Regions from separate parts of the Homo sapiens genome. Here region 2 is linked to region 1. The links are chromatin loops, found by intact Hi-C in ENCODE. Cell type or tissue: GM12878. All regions are shown on one strand. Links, peaks and the distances in the headings refer to the core of each region. The heading gives the core; the rest is flanking DNA. Region 1 has its middle 47 kb from the start of LINC02341. Region 2 overlaps LINC02341 (long intergenic non-protein coding RNA 2341).

Region 1 (11,964 bases), core at 1,057-9,056:
AGATGTAATCTTGCTCTGTTGCCCAGGTTGGAGTGCAGTGGTGCCATCTTGGCTCACTGCAACCTCCACCTCCTGGGTTCAAGTGATCCTCCTGCCTCAGCCTCCTGAGTAGCTGAGATCATACCCGGCTAATTTTTTGTGTGTTTTTAGTACACATGGCGTTTCACCATGTTGACCATGCTGGTCTCGAACTCCTGACCTCAAGTGATCCACTTGCCTCGGCTTCCCAAAGTGCTGGGATTGCAGGTGTGAGCCACCACCCCTGGCTTATTCTTATTTTAAAATAAGTTACTACATATTAAAGAATCTTTTAGTTTTAATTTCTAACCGCTAAATATTGATAGATGTAACCACATAAATAGAGATCTTTGGAGTTCTCAGTAGCTTTTAAGAGTTTAAAAGGGTCCTAAGACTAGAAAGTTGGAAAACCACAAGAAACAAGTCAACAGACACCATTATCTTTTGGGTTAACTCTCTTGAATTGTTAGTAATGTCTTCTTTATAGAGTCTCATTGAATTTTTTTTTTTTTTGAGGTGAAGTCTCACTCTGTCACTCAGGCTGGAGTGCAGTGGTGGGATCTTGGCTCACTGCAACCTCCAACTCCTGGGTTCAAGCGATTCTTCTGCCTCAGCCTCCTGAGTAGCTGGGACTACAGGCACACACCACCACAACAGCTAATCTTTTGTATTTTTAGTAGACATAGGGTTTCACCATGTTGGCCAGGGTGGTCTTGAACTCCTGACCTCAGTGATCCGCCAGCCTTGGCCTCCCAAAGTGCTGGGATTACAGGCATGAGTCACTGCGACTGGCTGAGTTTTTAATATTTCTCACAGTGCCCATGATAGTGCTGGGCCTAGTATTCACTCAATAAATATAAACAGAATTGATGTGAATATCTTCATCAAGTTTATAAGCTTCATCACTGTGGTTGTGGCTTTTTTGGCAACAATGGACCCTGCGTATATAGGCGTTGCTCGCCAATTCTAGATGTGACTTGGAAACTGTGTGACTTAAAATGTGAAGCAGCTACCTATTTACCTCAGGATTTATCACTTTAAATCATCTTCAGTTTGCATATCAACTGATGTGATGACTGACAGGTTCACTTTGGTCCCTGTTTCTTTTCATCAAAGTTAATGATCACTCATCAAACCTAGAGAAGAAACTTCATAGTCACTAAGGAAAAAAGGATACAAAATCCTTCCCCTTAAGGAATTTACAAATTAAGGTGATTATTCTTTTTAGAAAAACTTGTGGGAATTTACAGGGGCTGTGGTAAAGTGGGTTAAATACAACGAATCCTAAGACAGACAGAACCTACCCCGTGTCCCCTCGAGTGGGTGGCCAGGCAAGTATGATGACAGACACATGCTGAGACATACAGGTTTAGAGTTAGAAACTGTCAGAATCTCTATTATTTGGTTGAGCTTGTCATTGTGAGCTTCTGTGGAAAGGAGACAAAATTCTAATAGCCATTGCAACACTAAAAACTTCTCTGGGTTTAAAATTTTTTTAATTAAAGACATAAGACTCAAGTAAATATTAATACAACTGCTAATAATGACAGTAATAAAACTCAGGAAATTTATTTTAAACTCACTTATATCCAAAGTAGTTAATAACAATTTTTGACTTTCATTATGCCTTCCTCCAGCCATTTGTCATGACTTTCTAAAAGCTATTAAAACATGTTTTACAAATGGAAGTTTACATTTTAGATGAGTGGATGCAGGTGCTTGCAAAAAAAAAAAAAAACCACTTTGTCAACAAGAGGGTCCTTATTTCTATCTATTTAATGGAAGAAAATCAAAACGTAGAAATCTGCCATTTAATCATGCAAGGTAGCATCACCTCAATGTAATCAGCTAACCAAAATCTCCTTGTTCAATTTACTAGTCATAAACCCAATTATTTAAAATTCAGGAAACAGATAAAGTGACCTGCATAGTTAATTCAGTTTTTCCCCCTTAAAATACAATCACAATTATTTATTGAGCACTGACAATTGGAAAGGCACTGGGCTAGGTACTGGAAAGAATTATAAAATGACATGGAATCTCTTCCCGTGGCACTTGGTTCATGCTTCCTTTAATTTTTTTCCCCCACTTCAAAGTACTTGAGGTGTCCTAGTCCATTTTGTGCTGCTATAAGAAAATAACTGAGACTGGGTAATTTATATAGAATAGAAGTTTACTTCTCACAGTTCTGGAGGTTAGAGTTTCAAGATCAAGTTGACTGCAGGTTCGGGCATCTGATGAGGGCTGCTGTCTGCTTCCAAGATAGCTCCTTGAAAACTGCATCCTTCAGAGGGAGGAGCACTGTGTCCTCACATGGAGGAAGGCGGAAGGCAAAGAGGAACAAACTCCCTTTGTCAAGTTGTTTTGTAAGGGTGCCTGATCCCATTCTTGAGAGAGGTGCTCTCATGGCCTAATCACTTCTTAAAGGCCCCACCTTCTAATACTATTTTAAATTTTGGAGGGGACATGTTCAAACTATAGCAGTCGAGTATGGTATTCTGATCACCATTGTATTTATCTGCTTCAGACAAATTTGGAGAATTTGACTTAAAGCACAGCTGTTGATAGCCCCAAATTCCATTCCAGCACTTCTTTGCTATATAGTCTGGCCATCATCCATCCCCCTTAGACCAGATGTAATACATTGTAGGATGAAGTAGGTGTTTCATGTGATGGAATGGGTATTAACCATCCCATAGATTGGATTAATTTTAGAATGTCACATCACTTCAAGTCTTGTTGGCATGCTCAGAACTTATGCTTTCTGAGGCAACTTGAGTGGCTGCCTACAGCAGGATGAATCCTGTGGCTTGTGACAAACCTGGCTTCTGCCTGTGTCTATGAGGCACCACGGCAAAGATGCCATGGCTCTGAATCCCAGCTTCACTGTGCTTAGTACATGGTCTGGAACAGAGAATGCACTTCATGTATCTTCATTATCACCACTGCCACAACTACCAGATGAGCTTAGTCAACCTGTTCACTGAGGCTTCCTGAGAGTGATGCCTATTTTATTTACCTTGCAATATTATTGTGAAAATTATAAGAAAGTTTGCATAAAAAGTAATTTGCATAGTGTCCAATAAAGAGTAGAATTAAGGAAAATGTAACTACTACTATTATTGATGTTGTTGTTACTATTATTATCACTACTGAGGCTGGAAGAATATCTACTTCTGCTGTGCCATCAGTACAATACATCATGACAATGGATTATAGCAATTATTGCTCTAAGGCACTGACATTTTCTAAACAGATAAAACATTGTATCAACTGCTGTTTTTATAATTTGGAACTGACATCATCATATATTTGTAGGCACACCATAAAAATCTCTTCATTAACACACTGATAGCATCTTTTATTTTCCTTCACTCAGAGTTTTTTTTTCTGCCAACAATTAGTCTTGATTTCATCAAAAGCAATGATTACCTAAAGGAATATTGACATTCTACAGAACTATGTCCTTCTTGCATTTTTGTAGTTGTCATGGGAAATTAAGATCAGATCAGAGTCATAGCTTATAGTATAGGAAATATATGGTTCAAAAACAGCACAAGGTATTTGATGTGGTCACCAGATAACCTTGAATTGTAGACCCTTGCCAAACACTGCAGAAATGCTTTGGGCTGGAGTGTTCTTGCTTCACAGACTTCTTCATTTTATGATTGCCAGAGTCATTGAAAATAAATTTTGGATTGTGCTAAAGGGAAATAACAAAGATACTATCTGGGATCAGTCTCTCAGATTTGACAGACAATTTCATGCTTTTAATTGATTCCAATCTTTGCAAAAAAGTGGAACGAAGTAATAGACAAAAATTAACAACAAAGATGCCAGAAGTGACTATCATTGCATGAAACTTTTGCTGTGTTGTTTGCAAATTGCGTTCCAGTACTATATTCTCATTTGTTGAAAGATATTAGAAAAGAATCCAATCCCCAAGCTTTGTAAAGATTTTGATGTTGTGGCATATAGTAATCGTATTCATTTCCCCCTTTATCCTTTTTGTATTATAATCTTCCAAGTTCTAATTGGGCACACAAACTCCTTTTCCTGGGGTAACTTAAGCTAGATATGTGATTAAATTCTGGCCAATGGGATGTGAGTTGCAACTTCTTGCTAATACCCTTTAAAAAGAAACTGATTGCTCTGTACTCTCTTTTACCCTTCCTTTGGGGCAGAATAAAGAGGAGGTGCTGCAGATAAGAGCAACATTCTAGGGAATGTTGCTAGGGCAACAAGTGGAAACACTTGGAAAAGTGTATTTGGCTCTATAGAAATTAGATTTAATTTTTTTTAAAAACAGAAGATGATCCTGGGTCCCTGGAGGACCTCATGGAGCAGAGTCAGCTTCTTGGCCTTGCCTTACCCACAACCTATGTGCTCCTCTGTTAAAAGGAAATATTTTTCCATTCTGCTTGAGGCACTGTGTTTTGTGTAACTTTGCTACAGCAACTTGGGCTATGCCCTAATACTAGATGTGTTCTAAATTTTCCACACTTGCTGTTTTCCCATTGGATGAAGGGCTTGTGAGACACAGCATATGTTAAAAAAAAAAAAAAGACTTCTCTATTACTCTTTTTCAAGGTGGCAGACAAAGTTCAAATTCACATTATAGGCTCTTTTAGTATATTACATGTCCTCAGCACTGGTACTTGGTTCCCTCCCTCCCTCCCTTCCTTCCCTCCTTCCTTTTTTCCTTCCTTCCCCTCCTTCCTTCCTCCCCCCACCCCCTTTGTCTTTCTTTCTTGAGACAGGGTCTAGCTCTGTTGCCCAGGCTGGAATACAGTACGTCCCATCCTTGCTCACTGCAGCCTCGAACATCTGTGCTCAATGAATCCTCCTGCCTTAGTCTCCTGAGTAGCTAGGACTGTAGGAGCATGCCACCATGCCAAGCTAATTTTCTATTTTTGTAGAAATTGGGTCTTACTATGTTGCCCAAGCCGGTTTTGAACTCCCTGCTCTTGACCTCCCAAAGAGTTGGGATTACACACGTGAGTCACTGTGCCTAGCCAGTACTCAATTTCATTTTGAAAGTTGTATTTCTGTTTTATTTTTGTTAAATGGAATTAAAATGTCTGTGCAGTGTCTATCATAACCTAGTACAAAAGCAATAAAACTATTGTAAGCACTAAGCAATGTGGTCATTATTGACTTCTTTTTCTAGCAAAGGAAAGAGATAGGAAAATGGCTTTTGCATGGGGAATTTAATGTGTCACAGAAAATGATATAGAAGATAATGTAAATTGTGATGATGTGAACGCGGAGTAGTTTGTGTCGAGCATGATGGCCAATGGCAGCTAACTATGCCCTTCTGGAAACAGATGCACCCCTTTGCGTATATCAAATCTCCAAGCTGCACTGCACCAAAAGAACCCTGGGCACCATGTTACTTAGCTGGAAGGAAATGGGGAAGCTGTGGGAACCCCTATAAAACTCCCTCTGACATATTTAGCCTGTGGCTTGTGGGTATTCACTCAAACTCCAGGAGTGTGGGTTACCTTTAGTCAAATCTGAAGGAGTTTTGCATCTGTCACCCAATGCAGAGCTGAAGGAGAGGGAGCAGGTGTGAAATACAACCCAGACTTCCTTTTTAGTCCCAGTGGGGGTACATTTTTGTCTCACTGTTACCCTTGGTAACTCTGGGATGGTAAATAGTGAGATGAGTAATTCAGAAAGTGGAAACGGAAAGTGTTACTATATCTGCTACGAAGCTTTGCATCAGAAAAGTACTTCCTTTGCTTCTAAAGAGACTTGAAGAGTTTTGGGCTTCTTCTTCTTCTCTCTAGGTAGCTTTTTATTATCTCATGTTATAGTTACTTACATAAACGTATTGCTGGGAATTCTAGTAGCACAGGGATTATAGGAGTTTCCTGTGATTTAACTAAATCACTGGTGTCTTCAATACCATGTCCATGCTTCCCCCACAAACATCAGAGAAAATGACTTCTTGGCATGGGAAGTTTATGAGTCCAGAAATAATCTATATTTAGTATTTTTGGCATGGAGCCCTCCATAATCTGGCTCCAGGCTGCCTTATTCCTAGGCTCTGCCTCTTCCCTCCGTGTGATATCATATCAGATGGCAGAGGCAATGGAACCATCAGACTAGATTGTGGTTTTGGGCCACAAAGCATGACCCATCAGTCTTTCAGATTCTTAGTAGATGGGATGACCCCATGAGCTTTACCACCATAATTTTATTTTTACACCCATGAAAGTCATGGGCACTAGTTGGTGAGATCCAGAGGCCAATCCTGAGGTCCTGAGATGGTTCTCCAGGAGGGAGGTGCGTAGGAAGTGAGAGGTCACACTGTCTTCTCACACTAACCTCAGCCTCAGGGTGTGAGGCCAGCTTCAGAGGGGAGACCACAGTTCTGGGGCCCAGCCGTTTCAGCCACTGCCTTCTTGCCTTCTTTACTAAGGTCGTTAACAAGCATACTCATTAGTGGCAATTTCCCTGGTGGTTTTTGTGATGTGGGATTTGTTTGCTATGAAATGGCTGAATCCGCAAATCATTTAAAATAGTCAATCCTACTGGAGATAGAAATAACTCCTTGCCTGTGTTGATCCTAGCTAGTGACCAGTGTCCAGGAGGTGAAATCTTGGGAAGAGAGGCCTGGGCTTCTGACTCAGCAGAAACCACCGTCTTGACATTTTTAGTCTTTTCTTTGGTCTTGTCCTACTATAGAGACTTCTTTCTACAGGCCAGATTTGACAAAATAGCCCTACCAAATCATAATCAGAGGTGCACCAGCCACCCTCCCCCAATAAATTTGGCCTTATTTCTTGTTACCCTGATGATGCTCAGGATTCATAATACATATCTCTAAGGAATCTCCAGATTTGTATAATACTTGAAACAGAATATCCAAGAAGAGGAGAAAAAGAAATGGCTACAATAGATCAGTCCTCCACCAGGAGTGGCTTGAATCTCAGGGGAGGTTTGACAATGTCTGGAGACATTTTTGGTTTTCACAACAATGGGAAGGGGGTTTGTACCACTGGTGTCTAGTGGGAGGTCCCAGGAAGCTGCTAAATGTCTTACAACATGCAGGACAGTCCTCTACAACAAAGAACTATTCAGTCCAAAATGTCAATAAGGCTGAAACCCTGAAATAGAGGAAGACAAAGAGGTCTTCATATATCCTGCAGTTTAAGAAATGGGTTTTAAATATTTACTGAGCATCTATTATGTATATAAATGGTGCTTTTTTTATGAGATGGTCCAAGGAATAAAAGTCACATTCACGAACATCAAAAAGTTTCCAGTTTACTTGGAGATGGTACATACACAATGAAATTGTGTGTTATTTATTACAGCAATACTTCACTTGCAATGGAGATTGATACTTATATTGGTTTGCTAGGGCTGCCATAATAAAGTTGGCTTAAATAACAGAAATTTATTTTCTTTCAATTCTGGAGGCTGTACGTCCAAGATCAAGGTGTCAGCTGAGTTGTTTTTTGCTGAGGCCTCCCTCCTTAGCTTGTAGGTGGCTGTCTTCTCTCTGTGATTTCACATGGTCTTCCTTCTGTCTTTGTCTGTGTCCTTATCTCTTCTTCTTATAAGGAGACCAGTTATTTTGGATTAGGGCCCACTCTATGTGCCCTCGTTTTAATGCAATGACCTTTTTAAATACCCTATCTCCAAATGCAATCACATTCTGAGGTACTGGCTGGTTAGGACTTCAACATATAAATTTGGGGAAGATGCAATGTAGCTCAGAACAGTACTCTCGGGTTATAACTTGGTAGCCAACGGTAGAAAGTTAAAAAGCAGCACAGAAATTCATTTTAGAGTATTATGTAAGAGCTGTCACACTAAGAAAAATATTTAAATTTTTCTAAAACTAAAAGAAGGAATATGCTTAAGAGATCTGTTGTACAACATGGTAACTGCAAAAGTCACAGCAAGTTAGTAATGGAGCTACTTTATAATTTACTTTCATCCTACCCTCAATTAATTTACTGGAATTCAACTACTGGGTAAAAGAAAACAAACAGAGAGGGCTTAGGGCAGATATCATGGGTCCTGGACCATTAAGCCTCAAACAGTCCAGCCTTGCTAGAAAGTTTAGGGGAAGAATTATGTGTTTAAAATAAACCTTAAAAAATTGAAGTATTATGATCATACAGAAAAGCGCACAGTCACCAGTGTTCAGCTTGATGAATTATGACACAGTGAGCACACCTGTATTAACCACAGCCAAGGTCAAGAAACAGAACTTCATCATAACCCCAGAGGTTCCCTTGTCCCACTCACTGCCAGCCCTGGTTTCTCTTCCTCCCTCTTGTAAACGATTTTAATGATTTTCCAGCCTCCCTCAGAGAAGAGAAGCACTTTGTTCAGGAGGCCTGGCCGAGGCTGGTGGAAGAGTGGAGGAATCAACTGAAGAATTAATTGAAAGTCATAGAGAAACAATGACCAACAAAGAATTGGGAGAACAGACACAGAATTGTATACGTATAGCCTTTTATTCCAGGCAGTATTCTAGGAACAGTTTAAGACATTTTTAAGGGCATTTTCCACTCTTTACGATTTTCACTTGAGTACTGTTTAGGTTTTAACCAAACTTCGTGTCATCTTAAATCGCCCTGAGAACCGGCGGGGGTTCTCTGCTCAGCGGAGGCTGAGGCTCTCAGCTGGCTCACAGCTTTAGGGAAGCTGCTACTTCCTCCTACTCACCTGCCCTTGAGCGCAGGGTGCACAGAGGGGAGGGGGCAGAGAGCAAGACGACTGGGCCAGCTCAGAGCCAGACAGTCCTACCTCAGTTTACTCATTCTGTCTCAGGGATGAGAGATGAACAAGGTCCCTAGAAAGAGAGTGAGTTGATTCAGCTGCCCTAGGGAAACAGCTCCATTCTGCTTATGGCCTCAGCCAACTGAGGTCCACAGTGCCAGATAACCTCACCCCAGCGTGGGGCTGCGGCCCACGCCCCCTCGTGAGAGGTGAAGCCAGCAGGACTTCCTGGGTCCAGTGGAACTTGGAGAACTTTTCTGTCTTACAAGAGGATTGTAAAATGCACCACTCAGCACTCTGTAGCTAGGATTGTAAAATGCACCAATCAGCACTCTGTAGCTTCCTAGAGGTTTGTAAAATGCTCCAATCAGTGCTCTGTAAAAATGCACCAATGGATGGTCTGTAGCTAGCTAGAAGTTTGTAAAATGCACCAATCAGTGCTCTGTAAAAACGCACCACTCAGCACTCTATAGCTAGCTAGAGGTTTGTAAAATGGACCAATCAGCACCCTGTAAAATGGACCAATCAGCACACTGTAAAATGGACCAATCAGCAGGACATGGGCGGGAACAAATAAGAGAATAAAAGCTGGCCACCTCAGTCAGCAGCAGAAATTTGCTTGGGTCCGTTTCCACGCTTTGTTCTTTTGCTCTTCACAATAAATCTTGCTGCTGCTCACTCTTTGGGTCCCTGCCACTTTTAAGAGCTGTAACACTCACTGCAAAGGTCCGCGGCTTCATTGTTGAAGTCAGTGAGACCGCGAACCCACTGGAAGGAACAAACTCCTGGACACACTCGCTGGTGCATTGGTGATGCAGCCCAATCAGATTAGCAACCCCTCCTCTTGGGGCAGAGCTAAGAGGGGTGTGTCCCTGTTATAGACAAGATTAGGAGCAATCAAGGGAGAACCACTGCACGTGCTAAGGAGGGTGTAATTGGGTTGGCTGGCTGTGGCTGAGCTGGGGAACAGGAGTGTGGGGTGCTGGGAGTTGGGTAGGGTGATGAGTTCATGTTGAGAAGTGGCGAAAGTAGGAAAGGAGTGACAGGCCAGACGTTGAAGGTCTTGAATATTGGGAAACAGATTTTAACTGTGTTGTATCTTGTAGGTTACTGGGAAACGGTTGTTGGATCTTGAGCAGAACAGTGACAAGGTTGTATTTCACGAAAATTGTAAATCAGTGGGGGGTGGGGGCCAGGGAGTATTGCGGGGAGAGAACGGAGCTAAGAGAGGAAGGGAGACCGTTGAAGGACAGGTGATGCACATCTAGATTAGCATGTGGCCTCCAGGAAATGGATGAAGTTTAGAGAAGTACTCAGTCCTAGCATCAGGCTTCAGACAAGGGGCAGGCTGGGGAGCTTCTAACAAAGCCCCGAGAAATTTTTTTCTTTTGGACCTGAGTGAGTAGCGGGTTGAGTTAATCATACTCTTCTGTGTATAATCACCGTCATCATTAGTTCACTGGCGCCCTCACTTAGTTTGTGTATTCATTTGCTTAGTCATTCATTTTTTTAATCCCCATTCTGCACTGTTGTTATTCTCCCCCCTTATATGCAGCTTGTCTAATGTTTGTGCTTTTTTGTTTCTGAGTGTTCTTTCAAAGTGTTTGTTGTTTTCTTGTTTGTATGTTATTTTAAAAACTTTTTATTGTGGAGGGGAATTTTGAACATATCCAAAAAGACATAGAAGAATATAATAAATCCCGTGTGCCCATCATTCATCCTTAACTACCATCAGGCCATGGCCAGTCCTACTTCATCTACATCCCATCCACTGCCTGCCTTCCACACATCAGATCATTTCTCCCATAAGTATTTGAGTGTGTTTTTCTGCAAGATAACACAACCACAAAATCCTCATCAATAGCTTTAAAAGAACAATGTTTTCTTAATATCAAAAAGCTAATCCTCAAATTTCCAATCTTCTAATGACTGTTATTTTTTCCACAGTTTGTTTATATGAGTCCAGATTTAAATAAGGCCCAAACATAGTGATTAAACATAGTGATTGGTTTATATTTCTATAAGTCTCTTTTAATTAGCAGGTTTCTTACCGAATCTGTTTCTTTTTTCCCCTACAGTTTGTTTGTTGAGAAACTCAGGTCTTTTGTCCCGTAGAATTTAACAAAGTGTAGATTTTGCTGATTGCGTCCCTGTGGTGTAGTTTAACGAGTTCCTCCGTTCTTTTGTAGTTTCTTTGAGTTGGTAGCTGAATCTAGGGATCTCATCACATCTGTATTTAATTTTTTTAACAAGACTGTTTCATGGTTTGTCTTGTGTTCTTTCGTCAGGATGTGCATAACGTGGTTGTCTCTTTTTTATGTGACATTAGCAGCCACTGATGATCAAAGCCTAGGACTATTTATTTTTGTATTACTTATCTATTGCTGTGTAACACTATTGATGCAAACTTAGTGGTTTATAGCAAAACATATTAATTATCTCAGTGTTTATGGATCAAAATCCAGGCATGAATCAGCTGATTCCTCTGCTTCCAGATGTCTCAGAAGTCTGCAAACAAGGTGTTGACCAGGGCTGGGGTGTCACCTGAGGCTTGACTAATATAGGATCCCCTTTCAAGTTTATGTGGCTGTTGGCAGGATTTCATTCTTTGGGGGTTGTCTAACTAAGGGCCTCATTTCCTTGCTGGCTGTTGGTCAGAGGCCACCGTTAGTTGCTTGCCCTGTGAGCCTCCCCATATAGCAGCTTAGTTCATCAACTTCAGCAGTACAGAGACCCATAGAGAAAGCCTGCTAGCAAGAGAGAGGCTACAATTGTATGTAACATAATCATGGAAGTGACACCCATAGCTTTTACATATTGTGTTGGTTGGAAGTAAATCACAGGTCCCATCCACACTCAAGGGGAGGGGATTGCACAATGGTGTAAGTATCAGGGATAATTGCAGGCTGTCTTAGAGTCTATTTGCCACAGTTGAGTTTGCAAACTGATGATATTGTAATTCTGGGATTTCTTCTTTGTTTACTAGCTGGAATATTTCTATAAGAAAAAACTTCTCCTTGTATTGTTTGACTATCCATGGTATATTTTAGAAAGGGATCAGAATAAATGCTTGATTCTTCCCTTTTACTTACCAGTTTTAAAAACTAATAAGTTGATTCCCTTGCATTCTCCAATGGTGGTCAATTACATGGGCAGGTATTGTTAATTATGTAAATATTGTGCTAAATATTGTATTCTGTT
Region 2 (11,964 bases), core at 1,234-9,233, 100 kb after region 1:
CTCAGAAGTATTGCTATAAACATTTGACCTCTGCTACCATCCCTGTTGTAAGGACTCATTGAACACTTACATGTTGCATGGTGCGTGCTCATTAATTTTTCTATTGCACTAAAGTTAACATTCTACATAGATATCAAAATTATTCCTACTTCACGAGTCTGTATCAGAAAAAGATTTTCAAGACAAGTGCCATTGCTTATGACTTTTCTGAACATAGGTCATGGGAAATCTAATCAGCATCAAAACTATGCTAGCATTTCTCATATTTTATTTTGAAAGGACAGCAAATGATCTCAGGATGGTACTGGCCCATCTCTCCAAACACTCTCTGTTGTTGCATGATAGAAGAGTGTGTGAGAATTCAAATGATAATTCATAATGGATTTGAAGGATGTCTTCTTTCTTGGTGATGAGGGGCTAGCATAAAGGGAACTTGGTTGACTTCCAATCCTTGAAGCTATTGCTTCTGATTCACTTCTGTTAAGCAGATATTTTTGGATAATGATACTATAGGATAAATGCTGATTAGGTCCATTGTTAGCAGAGGGGAGCTGAGCTAAAGCAATTTGCAAGTTGTGACTGTAGTTGCTTGATGAACTATTGAACTAATTGCCTACATTGCTGAACTAACTAAAGAATTTCTTTAAGTTAGAGGATGATGACAGGGAAGAGACTATTTACAAATAGTGCTTCTTGTACAGCTGGGTAGAATTTAGGGTCATTCATTTATGTTCAGCATTTCCAAAGGTTAACAATATGAATCATACAACTGAAATTGGCATCACATGGCTTTAGAATGTCACCACATCAAACACGCAGCTGGCGTCAGGGAAGGAGGCCTGATGTCATTGTATGTTTGGCCTATATGTTTTCTTAACCCAACAGCTAGCTTCCTGTGAAACAGTACATCCGCATGGAATGTCTCCGTGGACTACACGTAGAGTTCAGGATACTTCTGCCATCTTAGTTGTGTGAGTGAGCCAAATCACACAGCCAAATGCCCATTTGGAAAATAGGTTCTGAATTTATACACATGAAAAACCAAGGGAAAAAGATTTGCCTATAGAGAGATCACACCAAGGATACTGAGCTGGGGATGATTAAAATAAAAGTGACATTGACCAGGTAAAATTCCATTTTAGGTGACTGTCGCTGTCACACAGTTCTAGTGATACATTTGCAGCAACCAACTTTGCAAGCTACAAAGGATCAGCCTTATGATCCAGATTTGGCCTTTGATTTGGGGGATGCTATTTGCATTATGGCACTCTTCCTGTGATGAGCTTTATGACTTCTTATTACCCAGTACATAAAACTCTGCTATTGCATTGTGATGACTATTCATTTTAATCTTGAAGAATTTATAACCTGACTCGAGGTGAGTGATTTAAAATAGAAAAACAACCAAAGACATATGTTACAAATACCAGTGCTTCCCCTGAGTTCTCTGAGGCTAGTGTTGGGCTCTCTTGAGGCCAGCATGGTCATGGTTTCTGCTCTACCACCTCTGTGCATCATGAACCTGGAGTGTCTATACCTTCCCCATGTTTAGAACGGACAGATTTGATGGATGAAGAGTCTCCAGCTAAAGTTTCCTGAGGGAAGGTTCTGTCTCTTATGCAGCATTATATAAATCTAGTGTCTGGCATGGTGCCTAATGTATAGTGGGAATATAAGTATTTTGATTGAATGAATAAACAAATATAGATGTGCACATGGGAAGTAGACCACACAGGAAAAGTTACTGTGTATTGATTCATTTGCTGACTAGCAAATAGGATGTTTGGAAATAAATTGGTCATATTGCTATTACCCTCCAAATAATCACATTATTTCTACAGATTGCAATATAGGCATAAGCATCATGTGAAGTAGGTATCCATTCTGATTATAAAAATAAGGTGGTGCCATCTGGGAAGTGAGGAGCGCCTCTGCCCGGCCGCCCCATCTGGGAGGTGAGGAGCGTCTCCGCCCGGCCGCCCCGTCTGGGAGGTGGGGAGCGCCTCCGCCCGGCCGCCCCGTCTGGGAGGTGGGGAGCGCCTCCGCCCGGCCGCCCCGTCTGGGAGGTGGGGAGCGCCTCCGCCCGGCCGCCCCGTCTGGGAGGTGTACCCAACAGCTCCGAAGAGACAGCGACCATCGAGAATGGGCCATGATGACGATGGGGGTTTTGTTGAAAAGAAAAGGGGGAAATGTGGGGAAAAGAAAGAGAGATCAGATTGTTACTGTGTCTGTGTAGAAAGAAGTAGACATAGGAGACTCCATTTTGTTCTGTACTAAGAAAAATTCTTCTGCCTTGGGATGCTGTTAATCTATAACCTTACCCCCAACCCCATGCTCTCTGAAACATGTGCTGTGTCCACTCAGGGTTAAATGGATTAAGGGCGGTGCAAGATGTGCTTTGTTAAACAGATGCTTGAAGGCAGCATACTGGTTAAGAGTCATCACCACTCCCTAATCTCAAGTACCCAGGGACACAAACACTGCGGAAGGCCAAAGGGTCCTCTGCCTAGGAAAACCAGAGACCTTTGTTCACGTGTTTATCTGCTGACCTTCTCTCCACTATTATCCTATGACTCTGCCACATCCCCCTCTCTGAGAAACACCCAAGAATGATCAATAAATACTAAAAAAAAATAATAATAAAAATAAAAAAAAATAAGGTGGTGCATCGAATGGCAAAGTGATTAGGAATCCCTTTGGACAGTTCATTCGTAAGGAATTTGATTCTGAACTTTAAATTCCTTCTGGTAAGGTGAGCTAGCTTGCTTTAGCTAACACTTGCTCTGCCTGATTCTTGCATATCTTGATGCCTCTGTTATAAAGCACAGTAGTGACTAAATCAGTAGAAAACACTGCAGCCACTCCATGGGTCAGGGGGCTGGAGGGGATGATATTTAAGGACCCTTCTGTCCCTGAATTGTTCTAAGCCTATTAAAAAACCAACAAAATAAGACAACAAAAAAGGAAAAAGCCCACTTCCAGAAGCAGTCTTTTCTGTGAAAAAAAAAAAAAAAAAATTAATCAATCTATTATTTGGCATCTTGTTGAAAAGGCACAGTTAAAAAAAAAGATTATGAGACAAGTTTTTTTAATTTGCATTTCTACAAGTTGCTTTGCTGTCATCTAGAAATGGCTCAAGCCTTATGTTTCGGATCTTAGCATGAGTCAGGAGGGGCTTAGCTTCTGCCCCCAACCCTTATCCACCTGCTGATGGTGATGGGGAGGCTTTTGCATTTGTTTCCATGTCAGCTGACCCTTGGGCTTGGGTTCTGGAGCTTGCAATGTCCCTCACAGGGACAGGGACTGATCCTGGAATTGGCCTGGCAGTGTACTCACCCAGCGGGGTGAACTCAGACAACCGACAACTTGGTGACTTCGACAGATGTTTTTGTCTCAAAGCCTTGGGCACCTTGCCCTGCTGTCTCGCATGCAGAGGGTGATGCCTGGCGCCCTGCCTGGTGCCACCAGGAATGAGTGTAGCCCCAGGGAGTACTGCCAAGTCATGTCGGTGAGCTGCTTTCTGGGGGCCAACTGGCCACTGGATAAATGTGTTGGTCGGCGTGTTCAGAACAGTCAGGGGTCACACTAGCTTAAGTATCTCACTGCTTTATGTGGCTGTAACTTCTAAGTCTATGTTCTGTGTTTCAAGCCATTTTGTTTATACATTGCATGTGCTTCATTGTGCAATTGTGGTGACTGAGGGGGTTCATTGGACAGAAGCCATAGGTTTCACGGTTGTGTCTGTAGCAAAATATTAGTGGGAAAACATGCTGCCCCGAGTGTATTCTGGTTCAACTCTGAAGATTGAAGTCACCTAAACAATAAATAAGAGATAAACCCTGCCAGTCAACAACAGATTACATAGACCCACTTTTGGTAAAGCATGGTGCAGTTGAAAAGCACTGAGCTTGTAGTCAGGAAGCCTCTGCATATTCTGCTTCACCATTTATAAGCTGGGCCCTTGAATGTTTTCAATGTATTTTAAATTTGGTCCTGTTCCTATTTTAATAACTTTATTTTGTATTGAAGTATCTCTCAAATTAAAAAGAAAATGAGTGAAGAGGTTGCAAATTTATCAGATTACTTAAGTCTTTGTGCCTCAATTTCCTTACCTGTATAATCGAGTTCATTTATTCATTCAATACACAGCCACAGCAGTTGAATATTTTCTCCCTGCTAGGCACTGGCCTGGGTCCTGGGGGTACAATGGGGAAGAAGACAGACTGGGTCCTGCTCCTGTTCCAGGGAACAGAGTCATTATTCAGGGACAAATCCCAGAGCAAAGAACAAGGTGCTCTTGCAGAGAAAAGAACCCAGAGTCATTGGAATATGGAGGCCAAAGAAAGTTATTCTGCTGGGACCTTAAGCTCCATCTAGAGGTGATGTTTTGCGCTGAGCTAAAAAGATGAGCTGGGATTCTGTCAAGACTTGGAGCAGGAGCAGGGTGAGTGCATTCTGAACAAAGGGGAAAGTGTGTTTGGTCACATGAGGCAATGAAAGAGTATCTGGAAACAGGGAGATGCTGCTCCTGGAGAAAGACAGAGTGGCAGAAGTGCGAAGCGCAGCAGCAGTGAGGTGTTGTGCCTGTACTACCTTACTTCACAGAGGTGCTGGGACCATCAACTATGACAACACTCTGCAGGCTAGGAAAATGATTAACAGAGGTTTTTTTGTTTTTTTTTTTTTCTGATTGTGAAAACAACAAGCATTACATTTAAGGCCAATGTGATTGACAGGATTTGGTGATAGAGTGCCATGGGAGCTGAGGAAGGAGAAACTGAGGATGAGTAGTCATGGATTCACAGACATTAAAGTGCAGATAGTTTTATTTAATTGTAGTTAATTTAGGAAATACACGTTAGTATTAAAAAAAAACAAACCCTCCAGAATCTCTCCCCGGAGAAAGAACTGTAACATTTTGATGTGTTTCTTAACACCTAGGTGTGATTCCTTGTTACTCTCTGTGATGTTTAAACTGAGACCTAAAGATTAAGAAGGGAGTGGTAGCAGAGACATGGGAGGTGCCTCCAGGCAGAGATGAGCTTGTGGAAGGCCCCGAGAGGGGAGAGACCGGCCTGTGGAAGGACCTGGAAGAAGATCAGGGGGCTGGAGTCGAGGGTGAGAGCAAGAGCAGTGGGATGAAGTTGCAGGTTGGCAGCCAGATCACATGGGACCTTGTGGGGCATGCCCAGCATTTGGGCAACTGGGAAGTTTGATGAGTTTTGACCAGGAAACTGATATGCCATGGTCTTTCTTTTCCCAAAGACCACTGATTGTGGGAGGCAGGTGTGGAAGCAGGGAGACCAGATACATTCTCGTGAAAGATTATGGTGGCAGTGGAGATAGAAAGCATTACATTTAAGGCCAATGTGATTGACAGGATTTGGTGATAGAGTGCCATGGGAGCTGAGGAAGGAGAAACTGAGGATGAGTAGTCATGGATTCACAGACATTAAAGTGCAGATAGTTTTATTATACTCAGATAATAGAAGTGAACTGTAGTTAAGATGTTTCTGATTTCCCCATATTTTATCAATGCTCTATCATCACTTATCACTGATTCTTGTGTTTTTCCACTTTAGGCCTTGAAGAAATGCATGTTGGTCGAGAAGATTGCTTTACTTATCCCCTTTGTTTTCTGCCCTTCCTTCTCTCTACCCCTAATTCCAGGAATTTCCATCCCTTTCTGGGTGCTGGTCAGAACTCATAACTCGGAGCCACACCCATGATGTGGCCTAAAGGGGAGGCAGAGGAGACTTGGATGAGCAGACACAAGACATCCCAAAATGTGCTGGACAGGCAGGGGAAGGGAAGTGCTGCCCTTCCTTCTGATGTGGAACCTGCCCTCCCCACTCCCACACTCTGGATGAATCTCTTGCCTCTCTTGATCTTCTAGGTTAAACCAATATCTGGAGGTAAAGCTGAGTTGCTGAAGGTCTCATGAGTAGATGAGAAAACCAGTCTTAGTTTTCTCATCTACTGAGAAATGAGAGAATGAACTCCAGTCAGCTTTAGAACACTGACAAAAGTCAAAGCTGATGGTTTGACATGGAGTTAATGTTGACTGGTTAGGATGACTGGCTGGTGGTGAACTGGAATGTTAGCAGTGGGTATCTCTAACTCGTGAGATTACAGGTGACATTAATTTTCTTCTTTGTAGGTCTGTGTATTTTACAAGTTTTCTGCAATGAGCACGTGCTCTTTAAAAAACCTGATGAAAAATCAGTTTTATTATTGCCATTGCTGTAAAATTATATATACTTCTCAAATTCACCAGTTTTAATAACTATGTGAAATGTGTTTAATTTTAGGGAAAAGATGGCTTAGTTTTTATTGAAAGGAATTACCATTCTGTTTCTTTTGAATGACAGAGCTGAGAGCCCCTAAAAATAGATTGCCTATTTGTAAATCTGCCTTGTATACTTGGAAGTTTCTAAGAAAATGCAAATTGAGATTTTACTCAAAATGTTTAAAAATATAAGTAGTAGGCCAGGCATGGTGGCTCAGGCCTGTAATCCCAGCACTTTGGGAGGCCGAGGTGGGCGGATCACGAGGTCAGGAGATTGAGACCATCCTGGCTAACACTGTGAAACCCCGTCTCTACTAAAAATACAAAAAATTAGCCAGGCATTGTGGCGGGCACCTGTAGTCCCAGCTTCAGGAGGCTGAGGCAGGAGAATGGCGTGAACACAGCAGGCGGAGCTTGCAGTGAGCCAAGATCATGCCACTGCACTCCAGGTGGGTGACCAGTGAGACTCTGTCTCAAAAAGAAAAAAAAAAAAAGAAAGAAAGAAAAAAAATAAGTAGTATATCTAAGAACTTTAACCATATGACTATCATATATAAGCTGTGGCATATGTGTGTATGTGTATACACACATACTTATATATATACACACACACACACAATATACATTTACATACATAAAATTTACATATATAATATACATTTATACATATATGAAATCTTTGTATCACCCACAGAATTTAACTTAGTACCAGAATATTAGTTTTAGTATCTCAATAATTGGTAAATAATTGTTGGAAGTATGTGCTATTCTGGATTTTACTTATTAAAAATGGTAGGAAATGCAAATGACAGGAGGGAGCTTACTTTAAGTTTTTTTTTTTTTTTTTTTTGAGACAGGAGTCTCTGTCGCCCAGGCTGGAGTGCAGTGGCACGATCTCGGCTCACTGCAAGCTCCGCCTCCCAGGTTCACGCCATTCTCCTGCCTCAGCCTCCTGAGTAGCTGGGACTACAAGCACCCGCCACCACACCTGGCTGATTTTTTTTTGTATTTTTAGTAGAGACGGAGTTTCACCATGTTAGCCAGGATGGTCTCGATCTCCTGACCTCGTGATCCACCCGCCTCAGCCTCCCAAGGTGCTAGGATTACAGGAGTGAGCCACCGCGCCCGGCCAAAGTTTTTAAGCTTTTTAAAAACAGCTGTATGTTTGGATGAAAAAAATCAAGTAGGTACAAATAAAAGGACTTGATATAAGAGCAGTACATCCAGAAAGGAGATAGAGGCTTTAATTTACTAAGATCTCAATATGATGTAATGATTAAAAATAAAGAAATATAATTTTAGGCTGCATTAATATAATACAGTATCTTCAACAAGCGATATAGTACTTTTCACTTAAAAACAAGCCCTGTGTAGGCCGGGCATGGTGGCTCATGCCTGTAATCCCAGCACTTTGGGAGGCCGAGGTGGGCAGATAGATCACTTGAGGTCAGGAGTTCAAGACCAGCCTGGCCAACATAGTGAAACTCTCTCTACTAAAAATATAAAAATTGGTCAGGTGTGGTGGAGCATTCTTGTAGTCCCAGCTACTCAGGAGGCTGAGGCAGAAGAGTCACTTGAGCCTGGGAGGTGGAGGTTGCAGTGAGCTGAGATTACACCACTGCACTCCAGCCTGGGCAACAGAGACAGAATCCGACTCAAACACAAAGAAAGACAACCAAAAAACCCACCAAACCCTGTGTAATTTTCTTTGAAGAGAAAATATCTTCACATGGTTCAAATATAAAAAAATATAAAAATATGTTTATTGAAAAATTTACACTCCTTTTCTATCCTGTGTCAGCCTGGTTCCCATCTCCCCCAAGAGGTAAGCACTGGTGTCAACTCATTTATTCTTCTAACGATTTTGTGTAGTTTCAAACATTCTCTTCCTTTTAAACAAATGACAGCATTATGCACAGTGTTCTATACCTCTATGCCTTTTTAAATTAAAAGAGTATTTCAGAAATTATTTAATATTGGTTCTTCTTTATAGCTATATAATATTCCATTGTGTGGATGTACTATGATTAACAAATCCCCTGCTAATAAACAGTTAGGTTTTTCCCTCTTTTCCCTTGGCCAAACAAAGCTTCAGAAAAACATCTTAAAGCATTATGTGTATAAATATATTAGTAAGATAAATTTCTAGAAATGGAATTATTAACTCAAAGGGTATATACTTTTTTTTTTTTTTTTGAGGTGGAGTCTCGCTCTGTCGCCCAGGCTGGAGTGCAGTGGTGCAATCTCGGCTCACTGCAACCTCCGCCTCCCGGGTTCACGCCTTTCTCCTGCCTCAGCCTCCTGAGTAGCTGGGACTACAGGCGCCCGCCACCATGTCTGGCTAATTTTTTGTATTTTTAGTAGAGATGGGGTTTCACCGTGTTAGCCAGGATGGTCTCGATCTCCTGACGTCATGATCCACCCACCTCGGCCTCCCAAAGTGCTGGGATTACAGGTGTGAGCCACCGCACCCGGCCCCTCAAAGAGTATATACATTTTTAAAATTATACAGTTCCTGATAATTTTTCTCTAGGATTAAACAATTTATAGTCCTATTAGCAATGAATAAGAGTAACTATCTACATTCTCACCAACAATGTGTTATCAAGCATATAATTGTATAAGTGAAAAGTGGTATTTCGGTGTAGTTTTTGATTTCTATTTCTTCAATGGAGGGAGGACACACATGTTTCTAGGTTTATAGGTCATTCATATTTCCTTTTCTGTGTACTCTCATTCATACATTTTGTCTAGTTTTCTTTTATGTTGGTTATATTACCCTGTTAAAGCTAAACCCTTACTAGGGTCCAGAAGGCCTTATGATCTGGTACCCAGGTGTGTAAAATTTTCTGTGGATTAGATAATACCAGAGAAAATTTGTGAGAGATGATAAAAATGGAAAAATGATGCTAAAGCATTCCAAAGGCTATGGCCTGGGTGCTCACTTTTGCTTTAAAAACTTCCACATACTGGGAATATTTCCTTGGGAAAATAATCGGATTTCATAGTGGAAATTAGAAGAAAATATTTGTGTTAAGAAAATTCATGTTATCTTCTACTGTGATGGAAATCAACTTTTTCCCCATTAAAAAATATAAATCGTGTTACAGATTCAAGTGCAAGTGATTTTTAAAGTGACATGGCAAAGTGAAATGGAGGATTGAAGCAGTTTTCTGGATAGCCCAGGCTACCACCTGACCACCTCATCTGATATGTACATGTAATTAACAATTTTTCGTGAGAAGTTTAAATCACTATAGCAGTCAACTGTTTTCCAAAATTCATTCTTCTTTTCTTCTACTCTACTGGATTGTTTTCCTAAGCACAAAGAATTTTGCCACAGCTAAAGTCAGTATTTCTCAGCTTCTTATTGCAGCTAGATGTGGCCATGTGATTATGTTTTGGCGATGGGATATGAACAAAAATGATATGTGGCACATTCAAGTCCTGACCTGAAAGGATTGTTATGTGAACATCCATTGTGTCTTCTCCCTTTCTGCTGACTGAGATGTAGTTGTGATAGCGGGAACTGGAGGAGCCACTTTGGACTCAGAGATGGAAAACCTGTGTTGAGGAGTCCTGGACTTTTATGTGAAAACTTCTATTTAAACTATTGTATGTCTGAGTCCTTTGATCACAGCATCTTGTGCTGTATTCCCAAAAGTACAATATCTTTGCTTCATAATAAACTGTCTCCAAATGCAGTGACTTAAAAAAACAATCATTTATTAGCTCCTGATACTGTTGTTTGTCAATATGGTCTATGCTCATCTGGGCAGTTGCCTGGGTTCACTCACATGGCTGCAGGTAGCTGGTGGGTGTGCCAAGGGATAATTGGCTCTGGATGGTCTAATTCATGTGATTGACAGGGGCAGTGGGAGCAACTGTGTTCCATGTCTCTAGCATTTAACAAGTTCAGGCTTCTTCTCATGGTGGCTGGATTCCAAATGTAACCAGAGATAGCAAGCCCCAGTGAGCAATCACTTTTTACACCCCTGCTTGTGTTATACTTGGTAATGCCACACTGGCCAAAAAAAATAGCATGGCCAAACCAAGAGTGAATGTGGGAAGGTGTATATTTACAGCAGGGTTTCTGAACAGCAACACTACTGATATTGGGGCTGGAAAATTCTTTGTCTTGTGGGCCATCCTGTGCATTGTAGGACATTCAACAGCATTCCTGGCTTCTACCCCTCAGATATCAGTAGCAGTTCAGGCCATAACCTTCACACACCCCAGACCATAACACACAAACATGTCTCTAACATTGCCAATGACCTTTGCATGGAAAAATTGCCTTCAGTTGAAAATAACTGGTTTACAGGGAGATGTGAATCTGGTGTGAAACTTTGAGGACTATTAATGCAACAATCTGCCACATACAACAATTGATATAGTCAGCTTATTTTTCTTTGCTGTGTTGTTACTCTTAAATTCGGACACTGTTGCTAATTATCTCCACTGATGTGTATGTTTTTGAAAGCTGTTGTTTAGTTCAAGGACTCAGCCCTTGTGTTTAGAGCTTGATGTTGTTTGTGATTCTGCCTTTTATACTTGGACTACTAGCACAAAACTGGCCTTAGTTACTAGAAAATATTAGTATTGTGCTATATTGGATTATTATACTCAAATCTTTCCTTCTTCTCTGTAATAATACATTTCTTCCTGTTGTCAGGTGACTTACCATGCCTCACAGGAGGCAGAATACACATCTTTGCTCCATTGTCCTTGGGCTTGGCCGTGTGACTTGTTTTGACAGATAGAGGGTGGGCATATGTAAATGCCAATTCTGACAGAGGTTTTAAAAGGCTTTGCATGTTTCTGCAGGTCTCTCTTGTGCTCCTGCCTCCTGCCATGAGAACAGCAAGTCCCAGGTAAGAACTAATCCTTCTGCCTAACTCTCCATAGGAGAAAACCTGAACTTGACCTACGTTCTGGAACAGAGCCACCCAGATGACCCACAGACACTGGGAGAGAAATGAAGACTTATTGTTTTAGACTTTGATATTCTGGAATTGATTGCAGCATCATTACGGCAAAAGCTGACTAATACAATTCCATTTGTTATTCTATTAAGTTCTTTTTGTTAAAAAAGTATATAACCATTGTTGAAAAATTAGAAAATACAGAAAATCAAAATGAAGAAAAAAATTGGGTAGGAAGACAGGCTCAAACAACTATGATGCAATTACATGTTTATTTACAATTGTGATAAGTGCTATAAAGGGAAAGTCTGTATTCTAGGATAATATTAATATTTAAAAAGAGGGCATAGGCTAGGCATGGTGGCTCATGCCTATAATCCCAGCACTTTGGGAGGCCGAGGCGGACAGATCACCTGAGGTCAGGAGTTTGAGACCACCCTGGCCAACATGGTGAAATTCCATCTCTACTAAAAATACAACAATTAGCTGGGCGTGGTGGCACATACTTGTAATCCCAGCTGGTCGGGAGGCTGAGGCAGGAGAACCACTTGAACCCGGGAGGCGGAGGTCGCAGTGAGCCAAGAGCACACCACTGCACTCCAGCCTGGGCAACAGAGCGAGACTCCATCTCAAAAAAAAAAAAAAAAAAAGAAGGCATGATATAATCTGGAATCAGGAAAAACTTTCCAAAAGAAATAATGTTACGCATATCGTGTATTAAATACATAAAAACTATAATGTTGCATCTAT

The links. Peaks named below come from ENCODE experiments on the same cell type or tissue, not always from the same donor. Only the 100,000 strongest peaks of a DNase experiment are listed, where the experiment ranks them.
Region 2: it touches region 1 in a loop (6-fold over the local background); 1 of 110 quality-filtered maps calls a loop at or near these places.

What each region holds. Positions count from the first base shown.
Region 1 is chr13:42,372,279-42,384,242 of GRCh38, forward strand. No RefSeq gene overlaps it. Among named protein-coding and RNA genes, the nearest start is that of LINC02341, 47 kb to the right of the region's middle. RefSeq lists an enhancer at 5,731-5,810 and a silencer at 9,181-9,250. In GM12878, for the core only: no CTCF peak of the experiment used is centred there; DNase peaks (open chromatin) are centred at 5,593, 6,333, 8,263 and 8,704; H3K4me3 peaks cover 1,091 bases; H3K27ac peaks cover 5,010 bases.
Region 2 is chr13:42,474,353-42,486,316 of GRCh38, forward strand. LINC02341 (long intergenic non-protein coding RNA 2341) reads left to right here. Exons shown (of 4, transcript NR_135319.1): 4 at 11,117-11,604. Among named protein-coding and RNA genes, the nearest start is that of LINC02341, 55 kb to the left of the region's middle. In GM12878, for the core only: a CTCF peak has its summit at 4,374 (motif pointing left); a DNase peak (open chromatin) is centred at 4,409.